Linked DNA regions of Homo sapiens: region 1 is linked to region 2. Evidence: chromatin loops called from intact Hi-C (ENCODE). Cell type or tissue: psoas muscle. All regions are shown on one strand. Links, peaks and the distances in the headings refer to the core of each region. The heading gives the core; the rest is flanking DNA. Region 1 overlaps ASB4 (ankyrin repeat and SOCS box containing 4). Region 2 overlaps LOC105375409 (a long non-coding RNA gene).

Region 1 (15,933 bases), core at 4,730-9,729, 140 kb after region 2:
GTGGAGAACCGTTGTGTCTAGCTCAGGGATTGTAAACGCACCAATCAGCGCCCTGTCAAAACAGACCACTTGGCTCTACCAATCAGCAGGATGGGGTGGGGCCAGATAAGAGAATAAAAGCAGGCTGCGCGAGCAAGCAGTGGCAACCCGGTCATCCCCTTCCAGACTGTGGAAGCTTTGTTCTTTTGCTCCTTGCAATAAATCTTGCTGCTGCTCACTCTTTGGGTCCACACTGCGTTTATGAGCTGTAACACTCACCGCGAAGGTCTGCAGCTTCACTCCTGAAGCCAACGAAACCACGAGCCCACCGGGAGGAAGAAACTCCAGACGAGCCACCTTAAGAGCTGTAACACTCACCACGAAGGTCCACAGCTTCACTCCTGAGCCAGTGAGACCACGAACCCACCAGAAGGAAGAAACTCCGAACACATCCGGACATCAGAGCGAACAAACTCCGGACACGCCGCCTTTAAGAACTGTTAACACTCACCGCGAGGGTCCGCGGCTTCATTGTTGAAGTCAGTGAGACCAAGAACCCACCAATTCTGGACACACTAAGCCTAGAATGAGCTTATTGTGCCTGGGTTTTACATTCTATATTTTGTGGTTGCATATGGTTGGTGAAATCTCTCCATGGCAAAATCCCTGACATTCACAAGTATTATTTTCCCCTGAGCTTTTCTATTTTCAGTTGCTTAATAAACAATAAGGATCTGTGTGACATTTATCATGTTAATTGCCGTAGGTTCTCAAATTCAGTCATATAAAGGCTGGTTGGTTATTCTAGGGACTTTAAACAAAAAGTATTGGACAGATGGATAGATGCATGGATAGATAGAATGGACTAAATACCTACATTTCAGGGAATTGATACCTTATGAATGCATCTTGATTAATGGCAATTTCATAAGCCAAAAAAGCAGTTGAGTCTCAGAAACTTGGAGAACTATTCAAACAGCTTTAAAACAAAAAGCTGTACCCTATATAAATACAAGGGATATGTGAATAACTCATTTAAAGTGCTTTATTTAAAAACTGGTCAGGCGCAGTGGCTCATGCTTGTAATCCCAGCATTTAGGGAGGCCAAGCCGAGTGGATGTCCCGAGGTGAGGAGTTTGAGACCAGCCTGGCCAATAAGGCAAAACCGTGTGTCTACTAAAAATTCAAAAATGAGCCTGGCATGGTGGCATGCGCTTGTAGTCCCAGCTATTCGGGAGGCTGAGGCAGGAGAATTGCTTGAACCTGGTAGTTGGAGGTTGCAGTGAGCCAAGATCACACCATTGCACTCCAGCCTGCGTGACAAAAGCGAGACTTTTATTTAAAAACGCATGGTTGATTCTTCCCAGTATTATTATAGAGGAAAAAACATGGTAAATATTTAATTTTAGAGCTGGGGCCAAGTTGAAGACACCAAGGATTTAAGAAAACTTTGGGGAAGGGGTTGGAAAGACATCCTGTACATGGAAGAGAAGAGTCAAGTTTTTTCTCAACATTGCCTGCACTGGCTGAATTTCAAGTAACCTTTGCCGTCCTTGCTGAAGCTAAAGCAGAGGACTAATGAGGAACAGCAACAACTCAGACTCTTCCTGGGCAAATGGACAAAGTTGTTGACTATTTTCCTTGGGTTCTACCTCAAAGATCCACGGCCTGAGTCTCTGAGATGCAAAACAAATGCAAGCAGAGGGAACATATTTGCATTTGGGTTTGGACAACAAGATTACAGGTGCCCAAAGAGGTATAGCGAGCTCCAGCAATAATTTTTCGACTGATCAAGAGATTAAGAAGTGCAGGGAAACAGTTTCAGGTTTGCTTTTGAAGGCTAGAGGAGCACAGAGGGGCGGTAATAACTCAGCACCACACAGTGTCCCCTTCCGAGACAGGAGAGAAGCCTTGCTTGTCTATTCTTGGCACTGATCAGACTCTCTTATAAGTTTCTGGCAACCTCCCAGAGAGAACGGCGTGTTCCCTGCTGAGTGTATAAAGGGCTTGGAAAACATGTTTGTGTGTGCAACCCTGTGGGCAGGGCCTGGCTTAGTCTCTCTGTGTCACATAGTTCCTCTCTGGAGTGTCAGGAGGCAGCCTTGGACTTTTAGACCTGCTGTGCAAGTCTTCAGAAGCTAAGATAGTCCCCAGGTCCAGTCTGTGTACGTTGCTGTGTTTCCATCATCATGGAAGAGATAAATTTTTAGGGAACCTGGATGTTCCTGTAAACCATGGTTCATAAAGTATTCTGTTGCAAGGAGTAAATACAGGTTGGATTTCAGCTAACCTCCTATTATGGTCACAAAGCCTTCCTTTGGAAACTTGCACCTGTTTTGCCCAGTGAGATTTGGCCAGGCATGATTACTCACCCTGTGGGAACTAAGATAACACAGATTAACACCAGTGCTCCTTGCTGCCATCTTGGAGCTAGTGACTCACTCCCTGCTCGTCAAACTCCCTTTTCAGAAGAGTGAAATTTGAGCAGAAGGAAGGATTAGTCAGCTTGGCCTGACAAGCCCCTAAGGAAGCTCCTAGGGTTTCCAGTAAACAGAAAAGGGGTCTTTAGAGAAATTGTGAGCTCCTAGACCCTCTGGGCAGGCAACCTAGGTCCACCTGTCAGAGTCTAATAACAAACAGCAACCAAAATATTTTAGAGTATCTTAAAAACAGACTGTAAGATTTCATCATTACAGACCTGTTCTTGTGAACAACGTAAATCCATTTTAAAAATGGAGTCTCGGCCGGGCGCGGTGGCTCACGCCTATAATCCCAGCACTTTGGGAGCCCAAGGCGGGCGGATCACGAAGTCAGGAGATCGAGACCATCCTGGCGAACACGGTGAAACCCTGTCTCTACTAAAAATACAAAAAAATTAGCCGGGCGTGATGGCGGGCACCTGTAGTCCCAGCTACTAGGGAGGCTGAGGCAGGAGAATGGGGTGAACCCGGGAGGCGGAGCTTGCAGTGAGTGGAGATCGCACCACTGCACTGCAGCCTGGGCGACAGGGCGAGACTCCATCTCAAAAAAAAAAAAATGGAGTCTCCTATGGAACTTTCTGGAATGGAATCTAGTGAAATTCCTCCATCTTCCAATATTTCAGGCACTTTAACCACTTTCTTAATATGGTCTAGCACTGTAGTTATCAAGTGCACTCTCTTTCTATATCCCCATCCTCCCGTAACTCTCTCCTAAGTGTCAGGGATTTACTGGACATCCCCATCCTGCTATCCCATAAGCCCCTCAAAATCAACATGTCCAAAATTAATTTTGTCATAAGAAACAGGATAGCATAATGGTTTTAAAACAAAGCAAAACACACAGGCATTGGTATGCAAGTGATTGAGTTTGAATCCTGCCTCTACCTTTAATTACCTGTGAGATCCTAGGCAATTGCATAATCTGTCTATACTACAGTTTAATCGTCCATAAAATAAAAATAATAGTATTTTCCTCATAGGGTTATAGTAAGAATTAAATAAATTAAAGCATGTAAAGGAATTAGCATCATTATATTTTCCATGTCAGGTTTGCTATAAATAAGAGTTAAAAAATGAATGAAGCAACACAGTTAATGCTTAATCTAATACTTAGTCAAGCTACTGGTAACAAAAAACTCAAAACATGAAATACAGATTTGAGAAGTCCAGATTTCAGCAGCAATTTTGATAATTAGTAACTAGACCTTGATTAACATAACTTTTCTAGTCCTCATTTCCTCATAGTCAAAATAGGGATGGCACTAATAGCTACCAACTGTGGGGTGTTGACTATGTGTTAGGTACCATTGCTGAGTACTTTATAAGCATTACAAATAATAACACAAAAGTTTAGTAATCATTTTGGAATAATCACTGATGGACAATATAACATTCATTCATTCTTAAAACAGTATACACTGAGTGACTATTAAATGCTAGGAGTTGAGATACAAAGGGAACAAATGACAAACTATTCCAACAGACAGTTCACCAAAGAAGATACACAAATAGCAAATAAGCAAGTGAAAAGCTGTTTAACATCATTAGCCCTCAGAGAAATACAAATGAAAAGTACAGAGACTTATCACTATTTACCTATCAGAATGGCTAAAATTAAAAAGACTTACATCACCAACTATTGACAAGAATGACAGCAACCGGAACTCTCATATTGCTGGTAGAAATGCAAACATGTACATCACTTTGGAAAACAGTTTGGTACTTTCTTGTAAAATTAAAGTGGCTGACCTTGAATTTCACTTCTAGATATTTGCCCAAGGGAAATGGAAACATGCCCACAAAAAAGATTTGAACAAGAGTGTTTACAGCATATTCATCCATTGTATTAGTCAAGACTCTCCAAAGAAACAGAACCCGTAGGTTATATATACATAGAAAGAGAGATAAAAAATATGTTAAGAGATTGGCTCAGATGATTATAGGGACTAACAAGTTTGAAATCTGCAGGGGAAGCCAGCAGGCTGGAGACCCAGGGAAGAGTTAATGTTTCAGTCATGAATCTGAAGACAATCTGGAGGCAGAATTCCCACTTTCTCAGGGGACCTCAGTCTTTTTCTTGTAAGGCATTCAACCGATGGGATGAGAACAAACCCCATATTATGGAGAGTGATCTGCTTTACTCAAAACCTATTAACTTAAATGTTTATTACTTCTAAAAAATATTTCCACAGCAACATCTAAACTGATGTTTAACCAAATATCTGGATACACATAGCCTAGCCAAGTTAACACACAAAACTAACCCTCACATCTATTATTACCCTAAGCTGGAAATAACCCAAATCTTCATCGCTAGGAGAATGCATAAATATTTATTTTGGTATATTCACAGGATGGAACACGATTAAGCAATAAAGAAGTATAAACTACTAATATATGCAAAATATGGATGAATCTCCAAAATATTATGTTACGAGAATGAAGCCAAACACATAAGAATATATGCTGTATAATTCTGTTTTTGTGAAGTTCAAAACCAAGTAAACCTAACCCATGGTGATAGAAACAGTACAGTGGTTGCCTGTGGGAGATAGGAATTTACTAGAAAGAGACAAAAGAATACATGAAGATATTCTGGGGTAATAAATGTATTGTTTACCTTGACTAAAGTGTTGATTATAAGGGTATATACACTTGTAATCATTCATACAATTATCCATTTTAAAGTTGTGTATTTCACTATTGGTAAATTTTACCTTAATCTTTTAAAAAACTGAAGAGATTACAGTTCCTTCTTTTAAGGAGGTTACAGCCTGGTGGTAGAGACTGGCAGACAGGCATTTACAACATAGTATAAGTGAGGTACTTAACCTAATTCGCCTATTAAAGCTTTTAAAAGGGGACGTGGGAAATTGGAGTGGTATTTTTGAAAGCACCCCAGGTATCTGAATGTGCAGACTCATCAGTTTCCCAATGAAGGCCAAGACTTTGCCATTATTCACCTTTGAATCCACAGCAGGTACAGAGTCCAGCTCAATAAATATTTGTTGAATAAATGGCAAAATTCTATGCTTCTCCTGACCAAAGAAAACCAAAAGTGAAATCCTGTGCCGGCAGCCCTGCCTTCTAACTCCATCCAGCTTTTTATTTATACAATTCGAGACCAAGAGCCTGTGAGAGGATTGAGAATGAAATCCAAGGATGACAAATGTATTTCACCTTGCCTATCAACTCTAAGCAATTGGAAGTAACAGTCCTTACACTGTACTGAGAAGAACTCTGCGGCTGAGTCTGGGCTCAAAAGGAGAGAATATTTTGGTTGGTTATTATTGTCTGCCGTAGGTGTAAAAAATAACACACCCCACTTTTGCCATCCCTGAAGAGCTCAAATTCAAGCACCACATAATATCAAAATAAGATACAGACACAGCATATGTTCAATGAGTCAACCTTGCTCCAACGCAGAAAAAAAAATATTTAAGAATCATTGGAAACTAAATCAAATATCTACACATTGAAAGAGGGCCCATATTAATTTATTTAGATGCGGCCCATGTCTACAAATGGGCAGATTTCCTTCAGTGGGCTGCAACTGGAATATCACTGAATATCTATTCATATGCTCACATATTTTTGTTAGATATGTGTGTGTCTAACCATTTGTGGAATGTGCAGGGTCTACAAGTCAGTCACTTACAGAAATCTAGAATTCAAGCAGGGTGGGACTATAATAATAATTGCAATTTATTAAAAGTTAACCAGGTGCCTGACATTGTACTAAACAATTATTGCTCCTAGTTACAAAGGTGGGAACTGGGCCTCAGAAAATATTAAGTGACAGGGAGGAGTTCCAACTCTGGCATGTCTGATTCTATGCATTACTCTGTATGGCTACCTATTCAGCTATATTATCTCAATAACTAATTCTTTTATGATTTTCCAGAAGGGAGCAACTCTGTGACCATACCGGTGGAGATGTCTGACTATGTGCAAAAGTGCATGGGACACCTGTGACTCAGATGGCATGATTAGGCTTCTCTGGCATTGCCTGGGATGGGCAGAAACATGCATATCTCATTTTGGAGGCTTTTCTCCTGTCTCTTTGGTAGTTTTTAATCCTAGCTTGGTCCTGATCTCTCACCTGCAATCTATTGCTAGAAAGACAACAAATGCTATTCTTGCCAGTTGTTGACAGACCCTAAGAATATATCAACATTTACTCTACATAAGTACATGCTCACACTGAGATCCTAGCCACGAAGAAGCAAAACAAAAACAAAAACAAAACCACACCCAGGAATGAGAACAAGAAACAATAAGGGAAGAGAGAAATGGAGAGAATATGAAAGAGACAGAAAGAAAAACAGGGAGGAAGAAAGAAAGAAGGGAAATTGAATGAATGGAATTACTAATGAAATTGTCTATTTCAGTGCTACACAGAGAGAAACTAACTGCAATGTTGTTTTTTTCCTTCCAGATTATGTAACCACAGGACAGAAACCTATGGTTCTAAAATCATTTCCTGATACCCAGATCTCTTTCCAATGAAGGCAAGAGCAAAATTCTTTGAAACTGTAACCAGGAGATTAAAGAAAGGTGCCATAGAATACCTATTTACCTTTCTTGATCTTTCTGGTTTAATTTTCTTCAAGACGGCCTTTAGAAATGAAAGCTGTGTGTAATTCCATAGCTGTGATTCACAGCAGGGAGAAAATTCTCCTACAGTGCCTCCTTTAGGCCAAACTGCCAGGAGCAATGAACCCTTAACAAAACAGCTTGGGACAGTTTGTTTCAGAGAGTGAGTCTGTACCACGGGAAAATCGTTGCAGTTAAAATGCAATAAAAAGAAAAAAAAAAAAGCTGGATCTTTGGCCTGTGCACATAAATGTCTTAGAAACCCTGTCATATCTGGCTGGGCACAGTGGCTCATGCCTGTAATCCCAGCACTTTGGAAGGCCGAGACAGGTGGATCACAGGAGTTTGAGACCAGCCTGGTCAGCATAGTGAAACCCCCTGTCTATCAAAAAATAGAAAAATTAGCTGGGCGTGATGGCATGCACCTGTAATCCCAGCTACTTGGGAGGCTGACATGACAGAATCCCTTGAACCTGGGAAGCGGAGGTTGCAGTGAGCCGAGATTGTGCCACTGCACTCCAGCCTAAGCAACAGAGTGAGACCCCATCTCAAAAAAATAAAATAAAATAAATAAAAATAAATAAATTCCCCCAAAGAGTCTGGAATGTCAAGTAGTTAATCACCATTACCTAAATAAAGAAATTGACACTTGAATTAAGAAACTGACCCAAGTTCACAAAGATATTAAATGGAACAATCAAGATTAAAACTCAAGCCATTGAATTCCAAAGTCCATATATTTTTCTTTGTGCCACACTGCAGTGCTAGTTGGAGTAAACAGTTTTCAGCTTCTTTGTATTTTTGTCATAGAATTAACCAGATGTTGCTTAGGAACAATTTGCTGATGCCTGTGTTTTCCTTGATGGATCATCCTAAGAGACCTTTTGTTGTCCATCTGACTTCAGCAGTATTTGGAGTCCTGGGATCCCTGAAAGACTGTAATGACGTCAGTGCTTCAGTGAATAATTTAGCACTTGAACACTGCCATGTTGAGAAGTATAAGCAGTCCTAGACCTCCAAATTTTGCTCTGTTCTGTCATTTTCTGATGCCCTGGAAGAAACATTTCTTTCTTTTTTTAATGCAATTTTTAAAATCTTTAGCTTTTGATAAAAAGAAAAAGTAAGGCTATCATCCCCTTTGTTGCTCCAGAGTAAATTATTCCATATGATTGGAGTGTTTTACATGAGAAGGGAGGGTTAATTAGTATCATTTTTACATATTTTTTCAGATCTAAAGGATCAGAATTGTATTTGGGGGTGGCATGGAAGAAAAGAGTAATGATAAAGGCAATTACCTGGTATTAAACATCATGACGGTGCTCTAAAAATGATGAATACCCTGTAAATGTTACATGGTTGTATCATAATTGTTACTGCTATAAAAATTATAAGGTTGGAAAAAGTATAATTATAATGATAATAATATTCATTGATTCCCCATGGTGCTTCCCCACTCTTTGAGACATTTCATAATTTCATCCCACTCAGCTCTTCCAACCTCATCCTCTGCTCCCCACACACAACAAATGTTCATCTACGTGCATCAAGTTACTCTAACTGACAGTGGTGAATACTCAGTGTATACTCCAGCTCTCACCCTTTGTCAGGGATACTCACTTTTAAATTCCCTCCCAAACCCCAGGGCCTTACTGTTACCCAAACTATTACCTAAACCCCACCCCTCTTCAGGTCACAGATCAAGTCCACCTGCCTTCCGTGGTCCATAGTGGCTTCTATCTGCCCTCGACTCCAATAGCACTTACCATCCCGACCACCGCCCAGGCTGTCACGGACTTGTCACAGTGTTTTTTGTGTGTGCATCAGTCAGATCCCTAGAGGAAATGGAGGACACACTCAATAGGGGTGACTGAAAAGAAACTAATTAAGGGCTATCTGTGGAAGTGTAGGTAGGGAGCCAGGAAGGGCCCCAATCTTCTGCCGATCTTCCCATGGACTGAACCCTCTAGGAAGCCAGGCGACAGGGAGTCAGTTGATACAGTCTGTGAAAGTCATTCTGCCAAGACCCAGAGCAGGGTAGAGAGAGGATCCTTGTTTAGAGAATGGGCAGCTCATTTTGTATGTCTTGCTTCCTGAATCAAATTATTCGTAATCTATATTGGTTCCCACCACTTGTCAGTCAAATACTGACTTTCAGCTTCCACCACATCTGGAACAGGACAAGGAGTGAATGTTTGCCTTTGTACCTCTCAGCAGGTGTGTCTTGGCTCCTGGATCTTGAGAAGGACCTCAGTACCTACCTTCTACATCTGAGGCTGCCTTACACACCCCAGCATGATAGCTGTTTTGTCCATTTTTCTCTGCTTAGTGAGCACTGAAAACTAATCCAGGCTGTCTTTAAGAAATACAAGGTGGCTATTTTATTTCCATAACTGGATTCAGCATATATTTGCAGAGTGGTTATCCAATATCATTGAGACATAGCTCTTTCTGAGAAAACAGAAAACCAATTAGTAAAGAAGAAATTTAAGTTCACTTAAACGACTTAGTGTCGCTTTTTTAACAACAACTGCTGGCCAGGCGCGGTGGCTCACACCTGTAATCCCAGCACTTTGGGAGGCCAAGGTGGGTGGATCATTTGAGGTCAGGAGTTCGAGACCATCCTGGCCAACATGGTGAAACCCTGCCTCTACTAAAAATACAAAAATTAGCCAGGCATGGTGGCAGGCACCTGTAGTCCCAGCTACTTGGGAGGCTGAGGCAGGAAAATCGCTTGAACCTGGGAGGTGGAGATTGCAATGAGCCGAGATCGTGCCATGGCACTCCAGCTTGGGTAACAGAGCAAGACTCTGTCTCAAAACAAAGAAACAAACAAACAACAACAAAAAAAAAAACCACTTTTGGGGGATGTTTTTGCATACATTGTTTTTCATTGATGGCAGATATGATCAAACATGAACAAAGCAACTTATCACTGAAATGTAGGTTTTGAAAATCCTTTCTGATGAACCAAATGGCTCAGTTAGACAGCATCTAATTTTTTTAAAAAACTGTGTAGTTTTTATCCTTATTTCTAAATAAAAACAAATAAACCAAAACCTTGAGCTACTAAAAATGAATCTTAAAGTGACTTGATAACAACACTCCTCTTCTTCTTCCCACATTTATCAGAGAACTACACAGGTAGTAATACCGAATAAAGTTTTTGGGTTTTTTTTTTGTTTTTTTTGTTTTTTTACAGTCAAGGTCTCACTCTGTTGCCCAGGTTGGAATACAGTGGTGTGATCATAGGTCACTGTAAACTTGAACTCGTGGGCTCAAGTGATTTTCCTGCCTCAGCCTCCGGAGGAGCTGGGACTACAGGCATGTGCCACCATACCCAGCTAAGAGAATAAATTCTTGCATGTCAAAAAATAAATGAATGAAATTATTCTACCCTCTGCTCATTCATTCTGATACCCAATGACCCTCCCTGCTAGGGATCTCATTGCTAATCTATGTCCTGCTACAAAATTCATCTCCTCCTTCTCTTTCCCCCACTGAAGATGGAAACAGCTGCGAAATCAGCTCCGTATATGATACATTTTCAAGTGACTAAATTTTTCCATAGTAAAATAGATCATTGCGTCTATTTTACTACTTACAAAAATACAAAGATGCAAAAATTAATTGGTTGGCATGTTTACTAATCCCCCACTCAGTGGAGAATTTCTATCCCTACTCCCTATCTCAAAAAAGCCCAGGAAGGTCAGGGACCTGGTTTGTCTTGTTCCCCCGTGGATTCCCAGCTGTCATCAAAGTCCTGACACAGTACAAGCTCACCCAACAGTTCCCAAAGTGAATAGAAATCTACAATGTATCACCTGCAGCTACAGATTCACTCTAAGGATATACTACTCCACTGGTGGGAGCCTATCTCTACAATATAATGATTATGACAAAAGCAAGGACATTAATACCAATAAAATGCTACTGAGTGTCATGGTCTGCTCTACATGTTTTAATCTGTTAATAACTTAACCCTCAAAACAATCCTATAAAAGTCCTATGAAGTAGGCACCGTGACTATTCTCATTTTACAAATGAAAAAACTGAGGCCTGGAGCAGGTGTGTCATTTTCCCTATATTATGAGTCAGATAAAGAGGGGACCCAGACAGAGAGCATCAGAGCCAAACCTCCAAACACCTAACTGTAATGCATCTACTTTATCCTCCTAAAGAAAGTAACAGGAATTCCTTCCAGATACTAGCTGTGGTGTTTGTGTTTCAAAGAAAATGGGTGAATAGTTGAATTCATTTGTAAAAGTTTGGAAAGTGTACCAACTTAGAACTTTGTAAGTTCTTCACAAACAATCAGATGAGTAATAAAAACGTAAGACTCAGCTGTCTTTTCCAACATTGATAACCCACTGCAAATGGTTTGTTACTTTTCTTATCCCTACAATCATCGTTCGACTACTGTGTTTTTATCAGAACCCACTGGGTTTAGAATGGAAGGACAAAGTAGAGACATAACACTCGATGATTAAAAAATAGAACACAAGTGTGTCTAGTTCCTAAGAAGGAGAGAAAACAAGATAGGTGATCTTTCCCTCATATCTAAGATTCTTCCTCTCATGTAAGTTTCAGAAGAGAGATTGTTTTTTTCTTCAAGACAGTAGATCCTATTTACAGAAAGTTTTCTAAGAAAGTAACAAAGGCGTCATGAGGATGTAATTTCCTCTGTTGCTTTGCCCAGGGTTTAGTGGACAGTGAGAATGAAGGAAAATGAAAAACCCCAGGAGGACAGAGATGGTGAGAGGCAGAGGAGAATGATTCAGTACAATTTCTTTACTACTATTAAAACACACTTGTTCTTACAGCAAGAGGCTGCATTGTATTTGTGTTTTGGCCACAGTTACCCTTTACTTTCTTTTGAAAACATTATTTATTTACAGGCACAATCCCTGATTCTCTTTTTCTTTTTAACTGTTGATAAAAGCAATGAAATGTGTAGAGTTCTTCAGTGTCATTGCTGAAAAGTCAAAGCGGGGTTAGGAAAAAGAGTCTTATTGGTAAGTAAACACAAAGATGAAAGGAGACAGAAGAGCTTTATTTAAGTTCTCTAAATAAAAGTTCAAAGATAAGGAAAAATTACTTTAATTCCACCAATAAAAAAATTACAAACAAGTAGCCATGTATTCTACACTAGATGAACATAAGTGTTTAAGCACAAGCAAGGTGAATAAGAAAAGTTTTCATTTCCCTGGGCGAGGAACATCTTCTCCCTTTGTCCTCAGCATCAGTTTTACTTGCCCCAAGTCAGTGCATCACAAGCTTTGCTGCTAGAATACGCCTTAAGATGCAGGGCAGCAAGCAATCCTCCAATTGTTCCAGGGTGTGATCTTGTTTTACTTTGTTAATTATTACTATTTTAAGATTTCAATAGTTTTGGGGGTACAGGTGGTTTTTGGTTACATGGATACATTCTTTAGTGGTGAATTTTGAGATTTTAGTGCACCCATCACTGGAGCAGTGTACACTGTACCCAATATGTAGTCTTTTATCCCTCACCCCACTCTCAAGCTTCCCCTTGCAAGTCCCCATAGTCCATTATATCACTCTGGATGTCTTTGCATCCTCATTGCTTAGCTCCCACTTATAAGTGAGAACATATGGTATTTCACTTTCCATTCCTGAGTTACTTCACTTAGAATAATGGCCTCCAGCTCCATCCAAGTTGCTGCAAAAGACATCATTTCATTCTGTTTTAGGATGTGTTCTAATACCACTTGCTGCAAGCAAACTATTTTTTGAAAGATCAAGCTTTATGTGAATAATTCATACAAATTCAGCATTCTATTCCATGATATAGATCTTGTTTTAGTACAAAATATCTCCACCAAAATATCTGAGTAAAACTGATACTTAAAAGAGATTATTGTATCCACCTATGACTTTTCTTACACAGCCCTGGGAGTAAGACAATCCCAGTTCAGAAGCACAGTCTCAACTGAGATTAACCAGTTAGGTGATTGCCAGTTAACATTAAATGATAGCCTATTGGAATATCTGACATCATCTCTATTCAACACTCCAGCATCCAAAGTTAAATATGATGGAGAACCACACACATAAAAGAAATCTGCTCACAACTGACAGATTTGTTTGCAATTTACTTCTGCTTTAACCTCTAAAAAATGATGCTAAGAGCAATGAGCTTATCTAAAAGTGATTATAGCAAGAACAAAAAAAAAAGTGAAGCAAAATTGACCTCATAAACCACAAGGCCCAGAGCTTAATCACCTACATTTTTCTTTCTGCAATCCACTAACTAGCAAGCCTGATTAACACACTAATCTTCCCAAGTTTCTCAAACTTTTACCATTTTCAAAAAGTCTCTCTATTTACTTTTCGTAGCCCACTGTCACTAGCAAAGTGCTCCTTATCTCTTAGCTACAATGCTATGAAATGTCAGTCTGCTACATAAAAAGACCGAAGTAATCAACTAGGTCCCCTCACACACTTTCTTTCCCCCATTTTCCTATGCTTCCTTGTCACATGCACTGGAGCCATTGAGTGTGCAATATTTTTCTCAAGGAGTCTGGGAAAGTATTAATACTAACCAAGAAACCATACCAAAAAGACACACTATCTAGAAAAAACCTTAAAAATACCCTAACAAGAGCAGGAGATCCCTCTACTTTACATAACCCCTTCACTCTTTAACTTCATGCTTAAAAGAAAAATCACACTTCATGTCAGAAACACAACTTTGAAAGATAAGCATTAAAAGTGAGTCTGCACCTGTACTCTTGCCCCATCACTTTATATTGCAGTTAGCTGTGTGTATGTCTGGATCCTCTGCTAAATGGTGAGATCCTGGAAGGCAGGAGTCACATGGGACTCATCTTTGCATCTCCAGTCTCTGGCTCAGTGATGTCTGGTTCAAATGTCCATTCTTGACTATTAACTGGACTGATGTTTCTTTCTCATTTCTAATTTGACTCCAAGATCTCCTTGTTTTGACTATGCTCATATGCCTTCATCACTGAAATAAACTTGAGTAGCTTGGTTTGGGGAGTAGGAGTTTGCAAAACTAGTGACAGTAATTACTGCTAAGGGGTAATGGGGGAAAACACCAAGTTTAAGAGGCCAATTGCAAAGCCTGCTATATGGCCATTTGAATGAGAATGTAAACATATTACTGATAAGGCACAGAATTATATTGGTTGGAAGAAAACCTGGGTCCCATTTCAGATGAGATAAGATATAAGAAGTTTTACAAAAATATTTCAGGTACTTAGTAAGAACACTATACATATTAGTTATTACTGTTCTATCAGTACATTCTGAATACATCCTTGTCTTTGAAAATTCCTTAACTTTACTTCTTCTTTATTTCCCCATACCATGATATTCTAGGATTAATGGCAGTGTTTGTAAAGTGTTTTGAAATCCCTGAAGTGTTATAATCAACCCAAGTACCATTTTATTTAGGCAAACTGTGTCTACCCAGCAAGTCCACTTAAATACCTAGGATTGGGAACTGCTGTCTCATAAGGCTTAATAAATAATTCCCTCTGGCTCTAAAAGCAAGTACTTTTTCAATGACAATGGGAGGGAAAGCAAAGGAATTGCTCTATGGCATCTGTTGTGTAATGTTCTTCTAATGGCACATCTCGATAAGTGCATGAGAGTCCTTGGAGAGTTACAGCACACAGTAAAGAGAGAGTGGTAAAAATCCCAGTATTTCTGAAAAGGAAGGCAAGACAAATTAAAGTTAGCAAGGCCCCACAGTTTACATCAATAAAAATCAGCAATGCTGCAACTAACCTCTATACGTAATGGCAGCTTCCTAGGGTCTCTATTGGTGAGGCAAAAATTAAACGCAATATTGAAATGGGAGCAGTGAGGCGGTGGTATACAAGGAAAGGGGAGGGGAAATAACATTCTACAATTCAGAACCCAGGAGATAAGATAAAATATGCAAGTGTGAAGTGCCTGGATGAATCTAAACCAAAATAGCAATTTTAAACACATTATGTGCTTGGTGTGATGCATATATTCAGATATTTAATGGAAGTGAAGGATTAATGCAGCTCACTCAAGTTAGGTGACTTTTAAAAGTAACACAGCCAATAAGTAGCAGAATAAGATTACACCTAAGCCACAGACCTCCAAGCCCAGTGAACTTTGCACCCTGTGCCTGATACCTCTCCATGTGTTACAGACAGACTTTGACATCTAAAACCAAGAACCAAGGGTGTTCAGTGGGAAGGACTGGTATACATTGGTAGCAAAGTCTGAAAGTCTGCAAGTGAGAACTTGACTCTGCCAATGGTTTTCTGTAGGACCCAAGACAGGGTTTTTAAAACTCTTTCCTGCCTAATAGTCACTTCATGATATTTAAAAGTAAATGAAATAATCTACACAAAACGCTTTAATATTCTGGTAAAAATGCTATATAAGCAATTCCAAATGTTATCATTTAACTCATCTAAATTAATGAGAAGAAAGGAAAACTGCCACCTTTATATACTTAATTCAACTTGCCCTTAAATGGAGGAATTCCCCAAGACACTCCTTAATGCCACATATTTGATGGAAATATTAACTCTCAAACCTGCATTTTATAACCCTTTGTCTCATTGCATTTGAGTACGCTTTAAAGGCATTCTCAAAACCAACTTTTTTGTTACAATTTTCTGTACTTCTAGAGCAGTCTGGAAGTACTTGATAGTGAAAACTATTAGAAGGGAATCGATTATTTACCTCCAAGTCATCATCGGGGATAGCTCTTCTCCACTTTGTGTTCCATCTGATGTGTTCATAGGCATTGACTACAACTTCAATTGCTTTAGGACAAGAATGGCAGGCCTGTATCACCTGCAGAGGAAGCACAGAGTTTCATCTGTTTGATGCACATATATGGTTCATT
Region 2 (15,933 bases), core at 7,026-12,025:
TATAAAAAATTCTAAGCTTTTGAATAGAGAATATTTACATGATTCAAAAAATAGAAAGTATAAAAAGGCATATAATAAATAATCTCCCTTTCACTACCAAGTACCCTTGTCTGTCCGCTTCTTATTTGTGACCTCAAAACAGATGACCACAGTTAGTCACCTCTTGCATCATTCCAGTGTGTGTGTGTGTGTGTGTGTGTGTGTGTGTGTATACACACACATTTATATATATAGATACACATATTTATATATATAAATACTTGTTACTGCCTCATTTGATTACACAAATGGCAGCATATTATACAGACTATTCTGTACTTTGTTTTTTTACGTAAAAATATACACTAGAGATTTCTATATCAGTGCATAAAAAGTTTCTTTATATTTTTACACAACTGCATAGGATTCCGTTGTATGAATGTACAACAATTCATTTAGATAGTTCCCTGTTGATGAGCATTTAGGTTGATTTCAAGGTGCTTGCTACTTTCTGTTTACCAACTCCATTAACATAATATCAATATAATAAACCTATGAGTCAAACACTCTGATTATTACCAGGTCCCTGTGACTCATTAAAATAATCACTCCCGTTTTATCTCTGATGGTAAAGCAGAGCCACTTGGCATCTACCATTCTAGGATCTTATTATTCCCATGAAATCAGACCCTATTCCAGGGCAACATATCTATCATTATCACGTGCCTACTAAATCTGGCTTTTAAGATAGAACTTTTTAAGGCACTTTTTAATAAATAAAGGATGATGAATAAAATATCTTCTGATCTCTCTTGCTAGTTATAATTGGGTGTGGGAGGTGGCTATGCAACCTGTATATATAGAGATCCACTCAACATTTCCATATTCACAAGTCTTTGAACTCTGCTACGTACAGCTTACTCGAAAAATTCCAGCCTCATAGCCTCATTAGCTGTAGGTCACCAGTGCCCAGGCTTCAGTTAATCACAGCCAGGTGCTCCAGCCAACACATTAAACTATGAATCCTCTGTGAGCAACTCTATCTATAAATGTGGCCAGATATCATCTTATGTTTCATCTAACACACTTAGAAGCATTGCCTTTGTATGCTCCCTAGACCCCTACCAATACAAGGGGACAAGATGTCTCAACTCATTCAGTATGTTTTTTATCTCCTCTCAGAGCCAGCCTCACACTCTCCCTTTGGGCTTTGCTGGTATTTAACTCTTACCGTGGGTCTGGAGGTAAATGAGGGTTGGCGAGGCTGTGTTGGGGAGGATTGATTCCCCTTGTGAGAGAACTGCTCTAGGTTAAGTCAACAAAAGAAATTTATGTAAAGGAAATCAAAATCCCTTGGGAAAGGGGGAAAAGGGATGGGCTTCTTACCTAGGCAAGGAAGATTCAGGGAGATTTCAGGGTTCAAGACTCACAGTCTTGCATGGTTAACCAACTGTTTCTACTCCAAGTCTCAGAATCCCACTCCTTATTAACTAGTGCCTTCATTGGCACATGACACCTGGAGATGTTGAACATCTAAATGCTGCTTCTTCTCTGCATCACATACAGTCAGTCCTTGGGCCTAATATTTAGTTGTCTGCACTCTACAAATAAGAATTATTTTAATATCACCATTGAGGCTTTTTGATTCTCTCCTCGTTCTCTACATTGGAAGTTCAAGTCTTCAGGCTTTTATTTCCTTTCTCTAGCTCTCCAAGGTCATTAGGAGTAGCCAGATGACAAACTGCAATGACCACATGTTGCCATAGCTATTAAGAGCTATAGTCATTTGATCATGCCTTGCCATTCACTTCTACTGCATCCCAAACCAATGATAACCTGAGTAATTATAATATTGCTGCATACTACAGAGTACACTAGAGGATACTGTGTGCTGCATTCAGTAGAGGTCAGCCTCCTGGACCAAATGCATGGCAGAAAAAGACCAAACACATGGCAGAAAAGAATGGAAATGAGGCAGGGAGGCCAAGGGAGAATAACCGGCCTACTGGTCTTTCTCTTGTGCAAGGATGTATGCACAATAAATTCATAGAAGTGGACTTTTTGGATGAAAGGGTAGATGCATTTGTAATTTTTATAGAATTTTCAAACTTCCCCCCGTAAGGGTTCTATTATAGCAGGTTATACTTCCTCCAATCCTGTGTGTGACTGCCTTCTGCCCCACAGCTTGTCCACCGTGTGTTACCAAATGTTCTGGACTTTTATCAATATGAGAAGTGAAAAATGTTATCTGTGTAGTTTCAGCTTGCATTTCTTTTTTCTATGATGGGGTATGACAGCTTTCATATAAATCCAGTTACAAGTGGTAGAAAATGCAGCTCAATTGGTTTAAGAATAGAAATAAATATTCAGATAAAATAAAGTCAGTAGGTGCATTTGGAGACATGCCTCAATCCAAGAACCCAAAGATCTCATCAAACCTGGCTCTGCTCCAATCTCTGTCTCTGTTTCTCTCTCTCTGTCTTTCTCCCCACCTTCCCCACCTCCAGGCAGTACCAGGCTTTCATTCTCATAGCTTCAACTTGGGCAGAAAGTCCTAGGCCTGACTCTAACTGACTTCAATTTTCTCATGTACCTATCCCTGAACCATCACTATAAAGTGGGGAGGGACAGCTCTGTTTGTCCAGGCCTGAGTCACAGGAACAGCACATCCTTCTACCTGTACGTACATGTTCAGAAGTGCCCGTGTCAATACAGTGCAGCTACGCTACTCACAGTAAAAACTGTGCTCATCCACATCTCAGAGGGAGGTGAGGTGAACAACTCCAAACTCGTAAGTAAACTTGTTGTCACTCTAAGTCCAGAATCTTTGGGTGATGAATATTTTTCTTGGTCCTAATGTGGCTTCTCATAGTCCAGCAAACTATGATTAAATGAAAACCGTAATTCACATTACACACTTAACAGGGAGAGATGATCACAATTGAAGTAAAGGCTTTCATTTGGCTTTCCAGAGTTGAGGTGAGCTATTTTGTCATATGACTTTAGCCACCCTGGAAGTTTCTCTCCTGTCCTTTATCCTCCATGGCCCATTTAAAGTGAGGACTTTCAGAAGGATGCCCCTTCCATGGACTGCATCTGTTCAACATCTCATTTCCTGAGTGAGTGGGTTTAGGGGCCTGGAATTGCCTCAGGGATTGAGCAATTGAAGGCTACTGTTTGTCAGGTTAGGGTTTCTCTGGCTAAGAAACTCCCTTCAAAAGTTAAGAGACAACAGTCCTTTAAGGTGAGTTTTATTGCCCTCATTTTATAGGTGTAGCCTCTAAGCTCAGTCATGTTATGTGGTTTTTGCCTAAATCCACAAAGCTGGGGAGTGACAAAGCCAATATATGTTACCAGAGTCTACTTTTACCTCTCTATTCCACACTGATTCTCTGTGTGTGCCTTATATAAAAATAGTTTTGTTTGCAATGTCTCCATTATTTTTAGTAAAACTTTTACATCTAGCAACTCTAAGGGGAAAATTCATGCTCAATACCTGCCCTCTCCATGCTCCGCTGATTTCCTCTGCTAGTAAGAAAACAATTAAAAAACAACAACAACAAAAAAAAAAAAACAGGAAAAATTCTCACTTTGTCCTGCAGGTGCCACCCTCATCACAGAACATCTATTTCCAGCTTTATAGCACAGATCTCTCAGGGCTGCAATAGACCAGATATTCATAGAAAATGGAAGAAGCTGGTTCATTCAACTTATGCATTTCACTGCCTGGATCAGTAAGATTGGTGTATTTTTTTTTTTTTCACTGCCTGTTGTTTCACTGACTCTTCCGCCCCACAAAAAAAGCACCAAGAAACAAGCTGAAACATTTCCGTTTGTCCTGTAGGTGCCACTGTAACCCTGGGATATTTCTTTACAGATCTGCAACTGGTTCTCTCAAGGCTGGAAAGGATTAGAAATTCTAGAAGATGGAGTCTAGTCTACACACAATTCAAACTAAGGACCCCTCACACCCCGCCCCTGGGTTTAGAGTTCCATAGCTCCAACACAGAAGTGAAATCGTTTCCCCTGGAATCTTTTCACTGCCTGTTTTTTAACTGTTCTTTAGCTTGTAGGTCCTAATGAGAAAATTTAAAAATTTATATTCATTTAGTTTTTGAATAAGTAATGTTTTCATATGGCTCAAAAACAAATTAAAATGATAAAAAGAATATGCTAAAAAATTTCCCTTTTACCTATTACATATCAAAGGTTAGCAAAGTTATTAGTTTCTTTTATACTTCCAGAGACCATTTTATGCACATACAAGCAAATACTTTAAAAGCAACTTTTTATTTTGCATGATAATGTACTATAACACCTTTTTTTCTGTGTCTTAATTATTCCATATAATACTATATCTTGGAAATCCTGTATATCAGTACATAAAAATTCCTCTTTGCCCCCACCTCTCTAGCTTTGAAGTATTCCCAGTTTATGGATACACCAAAATTTATTTACCCAGTTCTCTATTGATGAACATGTAAGTTGATTGTTTTGCCATTTAAAATAATACTGAAATGAGAAGTTTTGTATAGGGTCCATTTTGCATGTGTGTCAATATACCTAAATATATCTGAGAATTCCTGCTGAATTTCTCTGCCAGTCAGAAAAAAATAATGAAAAAACAGAAAAATTCTCACTTTGTCGTGCATCTGAGGATACATGTATTTGTCATGTTTACGGGCATTTTCAAATTGCCCTTCACAGGGCTTGTACCAGCTTGTGCTCCTGGCAGCCATGTAAAAATTGTCTATTTCCCAAAAGCTTGGCCAACACAGTATGTTTTGAATTTTTGCCAATCAATCTGAGAGTTAAAAAAAAAAGTTGTATCAATTATTTTCTTATTATTATGAGTTTGAGCATCTTTTGGTTTAAGAGCCATTTGATTTAGAACTGTTTTGATTGCAAGCAATAGAAAGCCGCAGTCTACCTGGCTCAAGCAAGATGTTTATTTTCTCATCACTGAAAAGCCTAGATGGAGAATGTCCAATGGGCCTTACTCCAAAGGCTTAAATGTCACCCCCGACTGTGATTTCTCTTTCGCACTCTCGCTCTCATTCTCTCAATCTCACTCTCACTCTCACTCTCACTCCAGCTCCCTCTGTCTTGGCCCTGTCCTTAGACAGGCTCCTTTCCCCTTCATTCTCGCAGCTCCAATCTCAGCAGAGAGATCTTGCTTGCCCTGAGTCTCTCTGACCTGAATTGAACAGGATGCAGTGTTCTGACTGGCCAGGCCTGAGTCATACAACCACTTCTGGAGCCGGGGATAGAGCCAAAATCACTCAAACTAGGTGAATTGAGAGATGTGAGAGGCATGGATTCCAGGTGTCCAACAGAAGATCAAAGTGACATTAAATGTAGAAAGACAACTAAGCGCTGGCTTGGCTAACAACAGAGGTTTTAGCTGTAATTCACACCTTCAACAACACACTGTCCCTTCTACTCTCACATATCCCTTCAAAAACGCCAGTGCCTACCTAATGAAGCCATAATTAGATACCATGGAAAGTGCACTTTCCTCTTCTCAGAGGGAGACCACACAAAGACTTATCTAGTTATAGCTCCAAGTCCAGGATTTCTGGGTGATTCTTCTTAGTCAGGCCCTGGTGTGGTGGTTCCTTCTGGCTCAGCAAACTATGGCTCCAATATAACCACAAATGCAATACATGAAGGGACAGAGAAAGAATAGGATAATTATCAAAAAAATCATCCATTTGATAAGGAAGAGAATGGGAAGCAGCAAAAAGTGTAGCAATTCCTGGTGCGTAGCAATTCCCATGATGTGTAGGACTGGAAACACAAAGTATCCTGACCTGGAGGTGATGTGAGCTCCTTAGCCAATCTGGCTGCCCTGATGAGTTCTCCACAAGGATCTCCTTGTCCCTTATCTTCCGTGGCCCTGACGAACTCTGGGTGATGTAGCCCACAGGTTTGGAGGCCTCCTCTGTGGACTACATCTCTTTAGCAGCTCACTTCCTGCTGGGATAGGTTTGGGGCATTTAGGATTGTCTTAAGGGTTGAGTACTCACAGGCCTTTGTTTGCCAGGTTTGGAGTTTCTCTGGTAAAATAAGTCTCTTAAAACACTGAGGCATTAACCTGTAATATAGACAGCATATTTCACATATTTCAAGTAGACACTATAACTCAGAAATGTTAAGTTCCTTTACCTAAAGCCATACAACAGGGGTATAACAAAGAGCAGGTGACAAAGCCACGATGTTTGTAATCACGGGTGTTTAGCTCTAAGGTCTAAGCTTCTAATATACTGGTATAAAAATTATGTTTGCAGTAACTAGCAACTGTAACGTCACCTCCTTATCTCTGTCCTCCTAAACTTTGACTCCCCCTGCTCCACAAAAAAAGCACCAAGAAACAAGCTGAAACATTTCCGTTTGTCCTGTAGGTGCCACTGTAACCCTGGGATATTTCTTGATCAGCTCTGCAACTGGTTCCCTCAAGGCTGGAAAGGATTAGAAATTCTAGAAGATGGAGTCTAGTCTACACACAATTCAAACTAAGGACCCCTCACATCCCACCCCTGGGTTTAGAGTTCCACAGCTCCAACATAGAAGTGAAATCTTTTCCCCTGGAATCTTATTTCATTTTTGAATCGGTTGTGCAGTTACAGGGTTCAAAAATTAAAATGTGCAAAAACGTCTTCATTGAAAAAGAATCCCTTTATCTCTGTCCCTTTTCTACCAAGTTCCTCTACGTAGCCTTTGCCATGCTATTCCACTTTTTGTATATTCTTCCAGAGATTTTAGTGCACATGCAACTAAACATGAACATAGATTCCTTCTCCCACCCCTTTAAGCATAAATTACAGCAAGTTCTTCATATTCTTTCCCTGTATTTTTCTAAACAGCTATATATTATAGAGAACTTTCCATTATCAGTTTCTAAAATTTTTTTTATTCCTTTTAATGGATTCAGAGTTTTCCACCATGTAAATGAAATCACTTCTCCAGTGATGAACGTTTGATGCTTATTGTTTATTCTTTGGAACAATGCTGAATAGCCTTGTACATGCCTCATTTCACAGGATTGAGTATATATCTGTGGGACAAATTACACAAAAGCATAATTGCTGGGTCGAAAGATACATATATTTGCATCTTAACAAATATGTTTAATTTGCCTGCTTCAGGAGTTGTTAAACTGCTCATCAGTAAAATATGAGAAGGCCTATTTCTCCACAGCTTGGCCAATATAATGTGTTATCAATTTTAATTTAACTTTTTGCCGATATAATAGGTAGAAAATGTCATCTCATTTTTAATTTCTACTTTTATTATGAGTGAGGATGAGCGGCTTTTAGTATGCACCATTAGATATTGTTAGAAGTTTTTTTCAATTACAAGTAAATCACCTCAATCTAGCTTTAGAAAAAGAAAGTTATTGTCCTTACAACAGAAAAATCAGAGGTAAATTCAGGGCTTCCAATATGCCATCAAAGTATTCAAAGAATGCCATTGAAGTGTGCACGTCCTTTCTCTCCTCTCTCCCTTCACTCTTTCTCTCTCCTGCTCCCTCTGCCCAGGCATTCTCCATTCACTTGCTGGACTGGGAAGCTTCTAGATTGCATCCTCATAGCTCCTTCCTTGGGCTGTATTTCTTTAGCATCTCATTTCCTATTGATGCAGGTTTGGGGTTGTCTCTGACATTGAGCAATCACAGGAACATTTTGGCGGCAAGGTTGGTATTCCGTAAGTGACACAATTCACTTAAAATTTATTAGCCAAACTGTGATAGGGTAGATATTATCATCCACAATTTACAAGGGTAGAAACTATAGCTTTTAATAAACATAAGTGCCTTTGCCTAAAGCTACCCAGACAGTAAATTATAGGAACAGGATTTGTATCCAGCTGTATCTGATGGTAAATCTATGATGATGGTCAAAACACTTGTCCAACAACTCCAATAGAAAACCAATCATTACACCTCTATCCATACGCCACCTCCACCTCTCTGAAAAATAAAAATAAAAAAAGAAACATAAGATTCTTACTGTGCCCTGTAGGTGCCACTCTTGCCACGGGATAACTCTTTTCAGCACTGCAGCACCGAGCTGACATTCTAGAAGGTGGAAGAAAGCCCGCTCATCCAATTTATGCAGCTGACATTTCAGCACCAGCAATCCATATATGGCTTAGAACTCCACAACCTCACTCTACTGTTACTGTATTTTTTTGTTTAAATATATATGTGTATATATATATTTAAATATGTGTGTGTGTGTGTGTGTGTGTGTATAATTGTTGTGAAGAGTTTATGTGGTTCCCAAGATTTGAAAATACAAGGTATACAGTGAAAAAAATCCCCCTTCCAATCTTATCCCCCAAACCCATGTTCCACCTCCACCCCGTGGGTAACGATACTTCTCAGTTTATTTTCTATCTTTACTGAGATATTCATACACATACAAGCAAATACGAAAAGACATTTCCTTTCTTCTTTCTATTTTTACACAAATATTTTGCACAAACATCTTCACTTTTAAAAATTTCTCCTAACATATCTTGAAGGTATGTTCATATTTAGACAAAAAGAAATTCCTCATTCTTTTTTACAGCTCCACGTATTCCCCTGTATGATAATTTTTCATTTATCCAGGCCCTTGTTGATAGACTTTTAGACTGATATATTTTACTGTTACAGATAATAATGTAAGGAATACATATTACTTTATTTCACATGTAAGAGTCTATTTGCAGAATAAATCCTAGAAATGAAATTGCTGAGCAAAAAGGTAAATGCATTTGAATTTTGACAAACATTTCCAAATTACTCATCATATGTATTGTACCATTTTAACACTCCCACCAGCAAAGTATCATAATTCCTATTCTGTCATAAGTTACACAAAAAATGAGTTATCAATATATTGGATATTTGCAAATCTGATTGTGGAAACCTGGAGTGTCTGTGTGATTTTATTCTTATTTCTTGTATTCTAAATGAGGTTATGCATTGTTTCATTTATTAAAGAACCATTGCATTTAGCCGAGATTTTTCCACTCACAAGGGTTAGAATACCAGACTCATAGTGACTGAATCAAAGAGAGGAAATTCATTTTTCACATAACTGGACATGCATGTACTTTGATTTCAAGGTGAAGGATCAGAGGTAGGATTAGAATTTTCCTAAGGAAAATTAGAGTTGTGTAACATAAAGGAAAATGAATGAGTACCAAGATGGGTACCCAGCATCTACATGTATCTCTCTCCCTATACATACATCTCAAAAAGTGCTCATGTCTACAGAAAAATTTTAAAATCATTTACTCCTTATCTAGAGGGAGGCAACCTAGTGTTTATTACTTCAAATCTGTAATATCTAAGTGATATGCATTCTTGCTTATATCTAGACTTGGTTTCTCATGGCCCAGTAATTTATAATACATCATAACATTAATCATCCTCAATCAATATACAAACTATTAATTGATAAAGGATAATATAAGTGCCGTAAAGACTCCATTGTAAGCACAGAAAATGGGAAACACAACAGTGCTGCCTAGAACACAGTCCATGTCATGTCTTAGAGTTCCTTAGCAATATAATCTGGCCCTTCTGGTTTTGTTCTCTGGAAAATTTTTCTTTGAAATGGTCTGTGTTTGGCTGTGACTTTGAGCTGCCCACTTCCTGTCGTGTGAGTTTGGAGGACCTGGGATTGCCTAAGGTTTGAACATCCCTGACTTACCAAAGTTCTGAGTTATAAAGAGATAACTTTAGCATGCTAGACATTTAAAGGAAAGCAATATTGTCTACATTTTACAAATGAGGAAATGAAGGCTTGGAAATATTAGGAATCTTAGCCCATAGTCATAAAGATATGAGTGACAAGAGCAGTGTCAGAATCCAGGTATATTTCCTTCTTTCAGCATACTGTCATCCCAATGTGCTCTCTACAAATTGGCTTTGTTGGTAGTGCTTATATTGGTAATTATCAAAACTTTTATTTCTAGCAACAGGAAGCAGAAATCCATGGTCACAACTCCCAACCACGTTTTCTAAACTCTTGTCTTTAAAGGGGGACCAAAATAATGAAACTTCTCAATTTGTCCTGTAGGGGCCATTTTAATCATGGAATATCTCTTTTGAGCACTACAGCCCTGATCTTTCAAAGCTGCAATAGATCAGAAATTCTGGAAGGCAAAGAAGTTTGATGTGTCAATGTACGCAGCCAACAGGTCAGTGCCAGGATCTCTACACATGTGTTTAGTGATTTATCATTATAATAAATCAGTTAGGACTCTGTTACTTACTTTAAAATAAATTTATTGGATTTGTAAAAATAAGGAATAAATTTATATGAAAAGAATAAGGGAATATTCAGTGAAAACAAAAACAAAAAGCTCCTTTTCAACTTTGTCTCATCTGGTAAGTCCTCATGCCTGCTTCCCAAATATGTAACCACTCATTATTTTCTTCCATGTCCTTCCAGAGATTGACATATATTTGAATAAACATTTTCTGTCCCCTTCCTTTTATACAAGTGGTAGCACAAAATTAATTGATTCACCAAACAACATATATCAGAGTATTCCACCATGTGGTTGTACCATACTTCATTTAACCAGTCTCTCTTGATGGACATTTAGGCTCATTTATATCTTTTATTGTTATAAACAATACTATAATGAATAGCCTCATATATTTAGCATTTTTCACATGTATAAGTATATTTGTGGAATAAATTTCTAGAAGTAGAATTCCTGGGTTTAGTCCATGAATTTTTTATTTTAATAAATATTCCCACATTGCCCTTCATAAACATTGCAAACAGCTTATATTTCATCGACAGTGTATGAGCGTACCCACTTTCTCACAGCTTGGCCAACATAGCCTGTTATTGAACATTTAGATCTTTTCAAATCAGATAGGTGAAAATGGCATCTCTTTTCATTTTAATTTGTTTCTCTTGTTTTGAGCAAGCTCGAGCAACTTTTCATAAGTTGATAAGAGACAATTGAAAAAGTCAGAGGACTTTTACAATTGCAAGTGTCTGAAAACCAAACACTATCGGGCTTAAAGAAAAACTGGTGATTTTTTAATAAGTTTATGTAGATATTTTAAGAACACTTAGCTTCCAGATTTCTGGGGCCTTGCCTCTAGGTCATGAAAATCTCCAGAAAGCAACTATGGTCAGTCTCTCCCTCTGCCCCTGTGCTAAGGGACAGTGATACCTTCTTGGTCCGGGGGCTGTTGTTTTCCCTCCCAGATGCTGACTCATGACCATGTGTGATTCTGGGGCAAGCAGCTCATATGGAGGTGTGGGGATGATCTACTTACAAGACTAATTCCTCTTAGAATAGACTTTTTTTAATTTAACTTTTATTTTAAGTTCAGGAGTACATATGCAGGTCTGCCATACAGGCAGACTTGTGCCATGGGGGTCCGCTGCACAGACCACTTTGTCACCCAGGTGTCAAGCCCAATACCCAGTAGCTATCTTTGCTGATCCTCTCCCTACTCCCACACTCCACCTCCCAACAGGCCCCAGGGTGTGTTGCTTCCTTCTGTGTGTCCATGTGTTCTCATCATGTAGCTCCCACTTATAAGTGAGAACATGCAGTATTTGCTTTTCTATTCCTGCGTTAGGATAGATTTTTCTATCCATTTGGTTGTCGTTCCTCAACCTATAGTGCAAACTCCTCACAGAGTTAATAAATTCAGGCCTGGTTCCGGTTCAAGATGGTTGCCATAGTCACCTTGTCACCCTCAAGAGGGAGTGTTTTTCTCCTTCTACGTGAACCCAGTGGAAGCAGGGTCTTCACTGAAATTTCTTTGCCCTCTCTGCTCTATTCCCTAAAATCTGGTCTTTATTTTTTCCTTTTCAGTCAACATTTCTGCAACACTCATCTCTCCCTCTTCCACCCTTCATAGTCTTGTATTCCTTTTTAACATTACCACAACATACATTTGTCTTCATGCACCTGTTATTGAACGGACACAACCTTGTCCATTCATTTGCTTTACTGACCTAGCTTTTATAGGCACCTGTCTCTGAGACCTACAGTTACTCTCCTGCATAATTTGAAGAAAGGAAGCACAAGGAAAGCCATACTTTCAAATTCCAAATTTAAATCGGGAGAAGAAAAAACGTTCCAGAGTTTAATGCTTTGCCCACATGATGCCAAACTAACTATTCAAGAAGAAAATTGCTGTCCTTCCAATAAATTCAGTTTTTTTATTAAATTGGTTTAATTGACCAAATGTTTTGCTTTTAGATGAACATAGCTTCAGCCTGCTGTTTTGTGAGCTTGTTAGAGGCCATAGGTTGATTGGAAAAGCCAGGAAATCCCAATGATAACCTAGGAAACATTTCAAAGTATCAGAGGCATCTACTGTAAATGTCGTCTTTATTATAGCCTCTTCACAAAGCATCTGTGTGTATAACATATTAATGTGGAAAGAACAAGAGCTTTGGAGCCAGCCAACCTACATCAAACTTAGCCTCAGTCTCATCTTTTTGCTTTGATGCTTAGAAAATTATTAAACCTCTCTGAGCTTATCGATATACAATAAAATAATTAAGGATCTATTTCCCAATCACCAAACATTTAATCTACCATGATGTAAGCCCCATGATATTTGAAACATAGTAGGTAGCCAGTAATATGTGTTGTAGTGCCAACTATACCCCCAGACATTGTGTAAATGCCTATGTATACAAGTGGTGATCAAGACAGAGTTCCCTACACACAGGGAAGGTTTAAAACTATTTGGTGAACTGGACGAAAAGGCAGGACATTTCAGTGTAGTTATGGGTGGGTACATGGAGGAACACATGAATTTGGGAAACTACACACAGTTCCCTATACCTATACAGTAGCATGGTGTGGAGAGGAATGGTGAGCCATGAGTTTGAGGAGATAAGACAGGGAAATGTCAGGCAGCATCTGGTGGTCAGGCAAAGGCCTTTGGCTTCTATCCCAAAGCAAAGGGGGAACCCCTGAAGGATCTGAGACAAAGAAGTGACATAACTGGATGCATGTTCTTAAATGTTCAGTCCAGCTGCAGTGTGGAGGAAGAATAGGGAGGAAGCAGGACTCTGGAGAAACTTGTACAGGCAAGAAATAATGGTAGTCTCAACCAGGAAATGGCAATGGAGATGAAAAGAAGTGAATAAATGTGAGAGATATTAAAATGTTGAAACTGAGTGTAATGATTGATTAGACAGGGAGACTTAAAGGAATTGGAGAGGAATCTGAAATTTCTAGCTCTTACAACTATGTGGATAGTAGTACTATTCTAATAAACACAGAAGATGAACAAGAATTTTTTAGATGAGTGGGAAGAAATAATGAAAAATATAGTACATATGATCATCATGAGATATTAATGACATATCTATTGGAGTTGTCCAATTGGTTGTTACGTATATGGGTCATACTTAACAGAGAGAGCTGAGAGATATTAGTTTGAAAATCATCGGCATGTAAATGCTAACTGAAACCAGAAGTAGATGAGATTGGTCAAGGTGAATGTGCAGAGCAGGAAATAAGAGTCTAGACTCTGCAATGGTCTTCCACCAAGCAATCCTTAAGGCTATTATTGTGAACCCTGGTTGGATGCTAGAATCACGGGGAGCTTTTCAAGAATAGTCATGCCAGGACCCCATCACAAACTAATGACATCAGAACTCTGGGATTGAGACCCAGGCATCAGTATTTTTTCCAAAGCTCCCAGGTGATCATGGTTAAGCTCTGACTTAAGGAGTAAAGACAAAAGAGAGTTTGGATAAAAATCCAGGTAATGGCTGGGTACAATGGCTCACGCCTGTAATCACAGCACTTTGGGAGGCTGAGGTGGGTGGATCACTTGAGGTCAGAAGTTCGAGACCAGCCTGGAACCAACATCGTGAAACCTCATCTCTACTCAAAATACCAAAATTAGCCAGGTGTGATGGCAGGCACCTGTAATCCTAGCTACTCAGGAGGCTGAGACAGAAGAATCCCTTGAACCTGGGAGGCGGAGGTTGCAGTGAGCCGAGATCATGCCACTACACTCCAGCCTGGGCAACAGAGCAAGACTCCATCTCAAAAAAAAAAAAAAAAAAAAAAAAATATATATATATATATATATATATATCTCCAGGTAATGTGGTGTCATGGAAGTCCAAAGGAAACAGTGTTTGAAACAAAAGGAGTTGTCAATGGTTTTATGTGCCTTGAGGAGTGGCAAAAAATACCACTGATAACTTGAACAGTATTGGGAGTGGGGAAAGTGAAGGAGGATTGGCAGATTGCTATAGAATATTAGTTAGGATTTTGATACTAACAGCCTCTAAAAGCATTGCTTAAATAAGACAGAAATATATTTCTCATTCAAGTCCTAGAAGCCTAGGGATGTCGGTTCAGTCTGGAATGGCATTCCATTGTTTCTATTACCTAAAGTTTTCCATCTTGTTCCCATGTCATGTGTGGCTTCCATTCCAAATTTAATTTATGGTCCATGTTGGCTGGTGGCATTTGAGCATTTCATCCACATTGCACCAGAAGAAAAGAGGTAAGAAACAAGAAGGTTATACTCTCTCCATTTAAGATAATTTCTCAGAAGATACACATATCATTTCCATTAGCATCCCAACAATCAGAACCTAGAAACATGGGCACACAGAACTGGAAGGGAAGCTAGAAAATGATATTTACTCAAGTGCCTTTACAGTCTTTAGCGTCTTTACAGTCAGGTGCCTGGCTAAATGCTAGGGTATTATTACCATGAAAAAGAGGAAGACTTGATAGGGGACAACAGCTAATGATCTCTTTTAAAAGTGTGTTGAGAAATAAAGGAAGCAAAATAGAAATAGAATATAAGAAAGTCTTTGAAGATGTTTGGCTTTGTAGAGGAAAAGAGCATAAATCATTCACTACCTGGAGATAAGAGGTTATAGGGCAGTTTTTAAAAATGGCTTGAATGTTGATTTAGAATGGGAGAGATTTAAATGTTTAGATGTGGTTGAGAGGATCCAGCAGAGAAAGTAGGTTTGTATTTAGGGAAGACACAGGAACATTTGAAGAAACCACGTACCTGAACAGGTAAGGAAGGGCATCTTTTTTGTTGCTTTTTTTTTTTTTTAGCAGAGCTTCTCAAACTTGAATTATGTTGTTAAAAAGCAGATTCTAGGCCGGGCGCGGTGGCTCACGCCTGTAATCCCAGCACTTTGGGAGGCCGAGGCGGGCGGATCACGAGGTCAGGAGATCGAGACCATCCTGGCTAATACGGTGAAACCTCGTCTCTACTAAAAATACAAAAAATTAGCCGGGCGCGGTGGCGGGTGCCTGTAGTCCCAGCTACTCGGGAGGCTGAGGCAGGAGAATGGTGTGAACCAGGGCGGCGGAGCTTGCGGTGAGCCGAGATAGCGCCACTGCCCTCTCGCCCGAGCAACAGAGGGAGACTCTGTCCTCTGTCTCAAAAAAAAAAAAAAAAGAAAAAGAAAAAAAAAGCAGATTCTGACTCAGTAGGTCTACGTGGGTCTGAAGTTCTGCATTTCCAAGAAGTTTCCAGGTGATGTTAATGCTGCTGTTCCTAGCTCACGTGTTGGAAGGATTAAATCTAGGCAGGAGAATGGGTGGGTAATGAGGCTGGGTGTAGATCAGCTATGTTGTAGGGAGGACAGAAGGAAGTTGAGGGTCCTACCTAAAGGGCTTCTTTCCCTTAGTAAAGTAGTATTTAAGTTTACTTACCAAGAATTAGGAGAGAGGCAGTACAGTAGGAGATTTCAGGAGAATGGAGAAAGTTTGCAATAGCTCTGGGGTAAAGAGTTGAAAGAGATGGCTTGAGAAATACAGGATGGCCAATGTTGAGGGCTTAAATGGGGCAAAGAGTGCATACTGGCAATGAAATCAATCTGCATGCTCTATGGTTTTCTGTAATAGTCCTCAGCAGCCCAGGTGTAGAAACATAGAAGATGGATTGTCTTGAGAAATACATTTTATTTCATT

What was found. A loop is a pair of places that touch in the nucleus more often than their neighbours do. Peaks named below come from ENCODE experiments on the same cell type or tissue, not always from the same donor. Only the 100,000 strongest peaks of a DNase experiment are listed, where the experiment ranks them.
Region 1: it touches region 2 in a loop (6-fold over the local background); 66 of 110 quality-filtered maps call a loop at or near these places.

The regions. Positions count from the first base shown.
Region 1 is chr7:95,536,385-95,552,317 of GRCh38, reverse strand. It overlaps ASB4 (ankyrin repeat and SOCS box containing 4), which reads right to left. Exons shown (of 5, transcript NM_016116.3): 4 at 15,768-15,881; 5 at 12,085-14,747. The coding sequence ends at 14,559. Among named protein-coding and RNA genes, the nearest start is that of PDK4, 52 kb to the left of the region's middle. In psoas muscle, for the core only: a CTCF peak has its summit at 7,160; no DNase peak of the experiment used is centred there; H3K4me3 peaks cover 2,714 bases; H3K27ac peaks cover 3,435 bases.
Region 2 is chr7:95,678,387-95,694,319 of GRCh38, reverse strand. All of the region lies in intron 2 of LOC105375409 (a long non-coding RNA gene), which reads right to left. Among named protein-coding and RNA genes, the nearest start is that of DYNC1I1, 86 kb to the left of the region's middle. In psoas muscle, for the core only: CTCF peaks have their summits at 8,015 and 10,046; a DNase peak (open chromatin) is centred at 8,039; H3K27ac peaks cover 2,019 bases.